Regions from separate parts of the Homo sapiens genome. Here region 1 is linked to region 2. A link is a loop called in an ENCODE intact Hi-C map of the cell type or tissue named here. Cell type or tissue: tibial artery. All regions are shown on one strand. Each heading gives the region's core, and the rest is flanking DNA. Links, peaks and the distances in the headings are about the cores only. Region 1 has its middle 4.3 kb from the start of ANKRD52. Region 2 overlaps ESYT1 (extended synaptotagmin 1).

Evidence for each region. Peaks named below come from ENCODE experiments on the same cell type or tissue, not always from the same donor. Only the 100,000 strongest peaks of a DNase experiment are listed, where the experiment ranks them.
Region 1: a loop joins it to region 2, with 3.0 times the contacts of the local background. A loop is called at or near these places in 10 of 110 quality-filtered maps.

The regions. Positions count from the first base shown.
Region 1 is chr12:56,260,468-56,264,855 of GRCh38, reverse strand. No RefSeq gene overlaps it. Among named protein-coding and RNA genes, the nearest start is that of ANKRD52, 4.3 kb to the right of the region's middle. RefSeq lists enhancers at 668-837, 2,291-2,460. In tibial artery, for the core only: no CTCF peak of the experiment used is centred there; no DNase peak of the experiment used is centred there.
Region 2 is chr12:56,129,985-56,134,372 of GRCh38, reverse strand. It overlaps ESYT1 (extended synaptotagmin 1), which reads right to left. Exons shown (of 31, transcript NM_015292.3): 2 at 3,750-3,791; 3 at 3,448-3,582; 4 at 3,260-3,333; 5 at 3,057-3,129; 6 at 2,807-2,896; 7 at 2,569-2,624; 8 at 2,041-2,164; 9 at 1,776-1,952; 10 at 1,572-1,654; 11 at 908-956; 12 at 699-785; 13 at 500-592; 14 at 192-263; 15 at 1-31. Among named protein-coding and RNA genes, the nearest start is that of ESYT1, 3.9 kb to the right of the region's middle. In tibial artery, for the core only: no CTCF peak of the experiment used is centred there; no DNase peak of the experiment used is centred there; H3K4me3 peaks cover 486 bases; H3K27ac peaks cover 1,607 bases.

The DNA of each region.
Region 1 (4,388 bases), core at 110-4,109, 130 kb before region 2:
GCGGAGCTTGCAGTGAGCCAAGATCGCACCACTGCACTCCAGCCTGGGCAGCAGTGCAAGACTCCATCTCAAAAAAAAAAAAAAAAAAAAGTCAGGCAAACAAAAGAAAAAAAGGAAGGGAAGAAAGAAATCAACAATTAGAAAGAGATTGGGCTAAGTGCAGTGGCTCATGCCTGTAATCCCAGCACTTTGGGAGGCTGAGGTGGGAGGATCACTTGAGGCCAGGAGTTCAAGACCAGCCTGGGCAACATAGTGAGAACTTGTCTCTCCAAAAATAAAAAAGAAAAAAAAAAGAGAGACTAGAACTAGGTGGGTGCAAGAGAATGGTGGTGCCTGCTGTTGAGTTTTAAGAAATTCATGCTATTACAGTACAAGCCTTTCCTCTGCTTGCTTTCTAAATCTTCAGTCAAGCTCTCCACTTTCAGGAAATCTTTCCCTGAGAAGTGTTGTGTGTGGTGGTTATGCAGAGGGGCAGGGGATAAAGTAAATAAAGACTGTGTTGTAGCCAGGCATGGTGGCTCATATCTGTAATTGCAGCACTTTGGGAGGTGAAGGTTGGTGGATCACCCGAGCCCGGGAGTTTGAGACCAGCCTGGGCAATATGGTGAAACCTTGTCTCTACAAAAAATACAAAAAAATTTAGCCAGGCATGGTGGCACATGCCTGTAATCCCAGCTACTTGGGAGTCTGAGTTGGATCACCTGGGCCCAGGAGGTTGAGGCTGCAGTGAGCCGTGATTGCACCACTGCACTCCAGTCTGTGTGACGGGAGTGAGACCCTGTCTCAGAAAAACAAAAACAAAAACAAAAAAAGACTGTGTTGCAATTCTTGTCCAACTAATCTGGAAGAGACATCTGGTCTAGAAACAGGGTAGCTCTTGGGCCGGGCACGGTGGCTCACACCTGTAATCCCAGCACTTTGGGAGGCCAAGGCAGGCGGATCATGAGGTCAGGAGATCAAAACCATCCTGGCCAACGTGGCAAAAACCCATTTCTACAAAAAATACAAAACATGTCCGGGCGCAGTGGCTCACTGCCTGTAATCCCAGCACTTTGGGAGGCCAAGGCGGGTGGATCACGAGGTCAGGAGATGGAGACCATCCTGGCTAACATGGTGAAACCCTGTCTCTACTAAAAATACAAAAAATTAGCTGGGCATGGTGGCGGGCGCCTGTAGTCCTGGCTACTCAGGAGGCTGAGGTTGAGGCAGGAGAATGGCCTGAACCTGGGAGGCGGAGGTTGCAGTAGGCCGAGATCACGCCACTGCAGTCTAGCCTGGGCGACACAGCGAGACTCCGTTTCAAAAACAAAACAAAACAAAACAAAAAGCCAGATGTGGTGGTACGCACCTATAGTCCCAGCTACTCGGGAGGCTGTGGCAGAGAATCACTTGAGCCCGGGAGGCAGAGGTTGCAGTGAGTGGATATTGTGCCACTGCACTCCAGCCTGGGGGACAGACGGAGACTCTGTCTCAAAAAAAAAAAAAAAAAAAATGCGGGGCGAGATGGTTCGCACCTGTAATCCCAGCACTTTGGGAGGCCAAGCAGGTGGATCACCTGAGGTTGGGAGTTCAAGACCAGCCTGACCAACAAGGAGAGACCTCATCTCTACTAAAAATACAAAATTAGCCGGGCGTGGTGGTGCATGCCTGTAATCCCAGCTACTCGGGAGGCTGAGGTAGGAGAATCACTTGAACCCCAGAGGTAGAGGTTGCGGTGAGCCTAGATGGCGCCATTGCACTCCAGCCTGGGCAACAAGAGCAAAACTCCGTCTCAAAAAAAAAGTTTGAGCCCATCTTCTCTGGATTTCAAGTAAGCAAGAGCCATTGGGTGATCATCAAAACCCATTTTTAATAAGCTGTTCTACCTCTATAGCAGTTAGTACTACCAATTCAAAATAATTATTGACCAAATGAATATGTTTTATTATTTATCTATTTAATTTTTGAGACGGGGGTCTCACTCTGTCACCCAGATTGGAGTGCATTGGTGTAATCTCGGCTCACTGCAACCTCTGCCTTCCAGGTTCAAGTGATATTCCCACCTCAGCCTCCCAAATAGCTGCGACCACAGGGGCACACTACCACATTTTTGGTAGAGACAGGGTTTCATCTTCTTGCCCAGGTTGGTCTCAAACTCCTGAACTCAAGCAATATGTCCACGTTGGCCTTCCAAAGTGCTGGGATTACAGGCATGAGCCACCATGCCTGGACTATAAATGTGTTTTGTCAACTTTTCTTTTTTTTTTTAATTTTTTTTTTTTTTAATTTTGAGACAGAGTTTCACTCTTGTTGCCCATGCCGGAGTGCAATGGCGCGATCTCGGCTCACTGCAACCTCAGCCTCCTAGGTTCAAGCGATTCTCCTACCTCAGCCTCCCAAGTAGTTGGGATTACAGGCATGCACCACCACACCCGGCTAATTTTGTATTTTTAGTAGAGACGGGGTTTCTCCATGTTGATCAGGCTGGTCTTGAACTCCCAACCTCAGGTGATCCACCTGCTTGGCCTCCCAAAGTGCTGGGATTACAGGCATGAGCCACCGTGCCCGGCCGCCACCTTTCCGTTTATCCTCTTCCGTGATACCCCAAGTTGGGTGATGATCTCACTTATTTTCTTTCCTAACATCTCTTCTTTTCGCCTCTGCACTCCAGAGAGAGTCTGTTAAAATGTCCACATCCCCCAGTCCTCCTTTCCACTACTGTAGTACAGTGCCTCCTTCCAGTTCACAAATGGTAATCTGGAGCCACCTTCAGATGGGCACATGACCTTAAAGGACAGATTTACTCTTTCGAATTCCACTGTCTTGTCCAGCCCCACCCGCCTCTGACTAAGGGCTTATACATGTGAGACAGCTGCTTTGAATGAGGAGTAAGGATCTGGTTGGTTAAAAGACAGAAATTAACAGGGATACATAACTGAACTGTGACCTCATTATCACTCTGCCTTAACCAAGTTGACTGCTACAGAATCCCCAAGGTCCAACAGGCCTACCAAGCCAATTTGCTTACTGTCCCCTACTAATTGGTTTAACTAATTACTGCCATTTAAACTTTCCTAGTTTAGTCCCTATACTTGAAACAACCGATTTCTTCCCATGTCTCCACCATTCTACATCAATAACTTCCTTCAAGTACTGACTCAAAACACACCTCCTCCAGGAAGACCCTCTTGACTGAACCCTTCCTTCAACATTACTCTGAACACATAATGCCATGTAATCTAGCATGTATCCTATATTCTGTAGTTGTTTCACATGTATATGTATGTTCATCTACTAAGTTATAAGCTCCTCATAAAGAGACACCATTACTTCTAATTTTTGACCTCCCGACCAATTAGTACAGGGCTGTACATCGGGTGAGTCCTCACATTTAGTCAGAAGAAGGAAAACTGAGGCTTAAAAATAGGCAGCCATCTGTCTAGAGTTACCCAAATATGAATGCTTGTAGTTCAATCCAGAAGGACTGTCCATATAAGAAGGTTTTATCACCACTTCTGGCCTCCTCCTCCCATACCCTGTGTGTCTCCCTGAGCCCTGAAAGTATCAGTGTTCCCTACATCAAATCCCTTTTTTTCCTACTGGGAAATCCTCTTTTGATGCTCTAAATAATATTAAAAATAACTCTTCTAGCCCGTCCTCCTCCCTCCAATTGCCCAGAGAACCAGGCTGGCAACCTCTCTTGTTCACCTCCATCCCCTAGCCAGAACCGGGCACGTGACCCCAGCTGAACCCCTGACTCCAATTCCTCAGGTTACCTAGAGTTATTTTGGGCAATGGATACCATGTATGCCCCTCCTCCTTATCCTCTGGGCCATATCCTAGTTTAGCCCTTCCTGGAAGGCCCATCATACCCAATAGCCAAGTCCCAACACCCATATCCATTTGATCCTTTGCTACCTTTGGTTTCTGCTGCTGCTTCATCATCATCATCAGTCATCAAATATTAAATGCCTGTTTCTCTATACTGATATTCTGGAGCTTAAAAAAAACTATACCTGGCTGGGCACGGTGGCTCACGCCTGTAATCCCAGCACTTTGGGAGGCCGAGGCGGGCGGATCACGAGGTCAGGAGATTGAAACCTCCTGGCTAACATGGTGAAACCCCATCTCTACTCAAAGTTAGCCGGGCATGGTGGCAGCACCTGTAGTCCCAGCTACTGGGGAGGCTGAGGCAGGAGAATGGCATGAACCCCAGAGGCGGAGCTTGCAGTGAGCCGAGATCCCGCCACAGCACTCCAGCCTGGGCGGCGACAGAGCGACACTGGTCTCCAAAAAAAAAGGTGAAATGAGAAACAAAGGTGTACAATTTAACCAGATTGTGGCAGTATAAACTAAGTATGTAAGTGTTAAGGAGAACTAACAAAAGGAAAAGAGCCTATTAGCCAGAG
Region 2 (4,388 bases), core at 317-4,316:
CCCACACTGGGCAGTTGGTACTGTAGACAGCCTGGAGATGTAGAGGAGGGATTAAGGGTGTATACCACAGCACCATTCCTGTTTCTGCAGAAAACCCCTGCATGTAACAGGCATTCTAAAGGGGAAACCATCCCAAGAATAGGCCTCTCCCTGTCCTACCTGGCCACCCACAATGATGTCCTGGCCCTCACCTTGCTCTCCTGAGTCACATCCTGAATTGACAGTTGTACCATAGGGTTGGGTTCCTTGTTCCCCTTCTTCAGCTGTGGTGGGTACAATTCAGAGGTCACCATCTTGGGGGATTCGGTTTTGGTTTTGGTGAAGGAAGGTGGGATCGCATCAGAATCCTTTCCCTGAGATGGATCTGATCCCCTCCCTGGGACCCTTATGTTACATGCTGATACTTCTGGAGCAAAGCAGGCAGGGACATTTGCATCCTCAGCAAGGCAGGGTTGGGGAATGTTACATCCAGGGCTCCTGTTCACCCAGCCAAACTCACAGGAAGATCCTGGGCCCGATCCAGGTAGACAACTAAGATGGCAGCTGACGGGGGATCTGGTCGAGAGGAGACTCCCCAATTCCACTGTAGAACCTGGGGAGGGGTGGTAGTAGTCAGATCTTGGTCCCCGTTCCAAGTCCCCTACACTTCCAGCTACCTATTTCTCCCCTGCCAGCTTCCTATTTCCCATGTGGCTTACCTGCTCCAGTTTCTCTGCATCTGACAAAAGTGACAGCCATTCTAGCCTCAAGTGAACTTGGCCTTGCCCACCTTGTAGAGGGAACCACTAGAAGAAATTGAGATGTAGTAGAGATCAGATACCTGCTCAACTACTTCCCTACCAATGTAGCAACTACTATCTACCCAAAGGGTGAGATCAGCCCCCACCTTCCTCTTCTCCCAACTTACATCATCCAGAACGCTAGCCTGTAACACCTTCCCTACATCCAGCTTCATTCTGAGGGTTGGCGGGGGAGAGGGTAGTGAAAGGAAGAAAAGGGTAGTGTTGTAATTAGCAGCATGTCAGTGGCCCTCCACTCACCCACCCAGAAATGACTGGCAGATCTCAGACTCCCTTATTCCTCTCAGAAGATATTCACCTGCATGCGTGAGTATGTGCATGGTAGGGGCTGGGGGTGGGGAGGTTAGGAAGGAAAATGATACATGATTCCCAGGCCCAGAAAGTGAGTATAATTACCTCCAGAACCTCGGTAGCATGGGCTTTATTTTTTTTATTTTTATTTTTTTTCTTTAGAGACAGAGTCTCGCTCTGTCGCCCAGGCTGGAGTGCAGTGGCGCGATCTCGGCTCACTGCAAACTCCTCCTCCCGGGTTCACCCACCATTCTCCTGCCTCAGCCTCCCGAGTAGCTGGGAGTACAGGCGCCCGCCACCACACCCGGCTAATTTTTGTATTTTTAGTAGAGATGGGGTTTCACCGTGTTAGCCAGGATGGTCTCAATCTCCTGACCTCGTGATCCGCCCGCCTCAGCCTCCCAAAGTGCTGGGATTACAGGCATGAGCCACCGTGCCTGGCCAGCATGGGCTTTAGAATCCTAACAGGCAGAGTCTCACCTGCCCAGAAAGTCATCTTTATCTGGATCCTTGTCGAACACCTCCACTTCAATCTCCTGCCCTGGGACCTCGTGTACCATCACCTGGGGAACACAGAAGGCTGAGTGTCTCATGGGGCTGCAGCTGTGAGGATCATCCAATCAGCATCTTCTCTCACAACCTCCTGGGGCTTCCCCATTTCACAGAGCTGCTCAACTCTCCCACCTCATAAGTCTCTCCCCACTGTGGGTTGAGTTCTTCATCAATGACACGACTGCAGAATGTCTGGGTACCCAAACGCACAAGTGCATATGGGTCTGACTTGCCCTCAATCAGGCCCTTCACATATTTGTCCTTGGAACTCAGCCCTCGAGCAGCCAGCAGGTGAATTCGAATAATGCCCTGGAGGAAGGAATCAGATGGTGAGAAACTAAGGACCCAGCAAGGGGTTCCTGAGAGAAGGATCTATCTAGTGGGGGAAAGGCCATACCCTGGGCAGAGGGGAACGCAACTGAGCCACATCTTGAAGGTCAGGCACAAGGGGCACCAGTAATCGGTTGGGCAACACGAGGAAGGCAGCAATGGAGTCCATGATCATGGTGTCAGAGAGTGAGCTGAATGGGGGAGTAGAAAGGAGTGGGTATGGCCTCAACTTCCAATTTTCTCCTAACCCCAACTATGTTTCCCACACCCAAGAGAGACCTAAAGCTGTAAGAAAGTCCTTTTGTGAAAATCCTTTGTGCTACTCTTCTACCCTAATTCCCCACCTACTGCTCTCTCCCTTCTTCACTGCCATCCCCATTGCCTTTTGCAGTCTTCAGCCCTCTGCATTCCCTTCCTGCTCCCCCAACCCAAAGAAAAATCACAGTATCAAACTTTGCAGGGGTATTTGTCTTTGCTCCCCAAATGAAGTTGAGGCTCCTAGAGGACACAAGCAGCATCTTTGACTGCTCTGTGTCCCTTAAACCCCCAACCCAGCGCTGGAACACTCAGCAGGTGCTCAGTAAGTCCTTGATACCTAAGTCCTGGGATATCCAGCAGGTTGGTCATCCCTGTCCAGTTGATGTCTAGGGTCTGGAGGGAAAGAGCAGGGGTCAGGACAGATCCTATGGGGTGTGGTCATACCCATCAAACAGTTGCCAGAACCCCTCGGCCTTCTTGTCAGTTCCCTTCTCATTCCCCTTCACTGGCTGCCCTCATCCTCCCAGTCCTCTGTTTCTCCTGCTTCCCCATACCCCTTCATTGTTTTCCCTTACCGGGCGTCGGATGAAGAACATTGACACAGCCCCCACGAAGGGAAGGTCCCCAATGAGTGGCTCCAGTATCACCCGCAAAACGCCATGTAGCTGAGGCAAGAAGAGAAAATCAAAGCCTTTCCCCAGAAAAGTCCCTCTTCTGTCCTCCCAGACTTTCTCAGCCTTGGTCTTTCCAACCTCACACTTCCCCATATCCCATGAAACGCAGGACAAACATTCCCTATTATGTGGCCCCTGACATCTGGCCTACCTGCATGCCCTTGACTCCTGCTTTGCAAAAATATTTCTTCACTTCCACATCAATCTGCACATCACCTACATAGCTGGGGATTGGTGAAGAAGAGAACCAAGAGAGTTAGTCCTTGGCTGAAGTTGCGGGGAGGGGGAGTGAAGTAGCCTGGACTGAACAGGACACATTGAAGGGGAAGCAGTAAGAGTGGTGAGTGGTATTACCTGATGTTCAAGTCCAGCAGGATCTGCTCTTTTCTCTGACCTGGGTGAACCTTGACTCCAATGATGCGCAATGGCTAGGGAGAGAGAAATTCCTGAGAGAGGGCAGGGATAGGGAGAAGTACCTGAGTCTACTCCGGGCCACTCACCCTCCCTAGCCTACCTCCTCACTTTCCCTCCTCCACACATACCTTTTCACCCAGTTCCACTCGTGTAAATGTAAATGTTTGCAGATGGGGGTTAGATCCCCTAACAGCCGGAGCCACAGTTTCAGCCAGAAGCTTCTCCATATACTGGCCCAGGAAGGGCCAGACCTGGGCCACAATCTGGGAGGAAAGAGAGATGGTCAGAGGAGAGTCCAGTCTTCCCTCTCAAGGCAAGTTCCTTCAGAATCCTCCCCACGGAGAGCACTGAGGGTTGAGGATGGGTCTGGCAAGAAGAAACAAATTCCCATTCTCCCCTCATGAAGACTAAAAATCAAATCAATCCTCACCTTATTGAGCCATTCAGCCTTTTCCACGTCTGGGAAGCTGACCTGGAGGTGGGGAAGGCAGAGACAGTGACGTGCAGCACACCCTCGCCTCTGGTTTCCTACTAAGATGCTGGTGGTGTGCCACAGAGGAGAGGGAGTGTGTGTGACTCCTCACACTCAGGGTGGGCGAGGGGCGAGGATGCCCCAAAGGTTCATTCCTCACAGAGTTTGGGGGCTGATGTCTCTCTAATAAGGGGAGCTGACAAGGTAGAGGTCACGCTGTTGCCCTGTGGATAGCTCAGGGACGTGGTGAAATGACAGCTGCTGAGAGAGAGAGGAGCGGGAGGAGGAGAAGGGCGCATTCTTTCTGGAGGGGGAGGTCCAGTCAAATTGGAGTTTGAGGGAATCCTGGGATTTAAAAAGTCCTGGTTCCAGGCTGGCCGCGGTGGCTCGCATCTGTAATCCCAGCACTTTGGGAGGCCGAGGCCGGCGGATCACGAGGTCAGGAGTTCGACACCAGCCTGACCAGCATGGTGAAACCCTGTCTCTACTAAAAATACAAAATTAGCCGGGCGTGGTGGCGCGTGACTGTAATCCCAGCTACCCAGGAGGCTGAGGCAGGAGAATCGCTTGAAGAGGCAGAGGTTGCAGTGTGCCAAG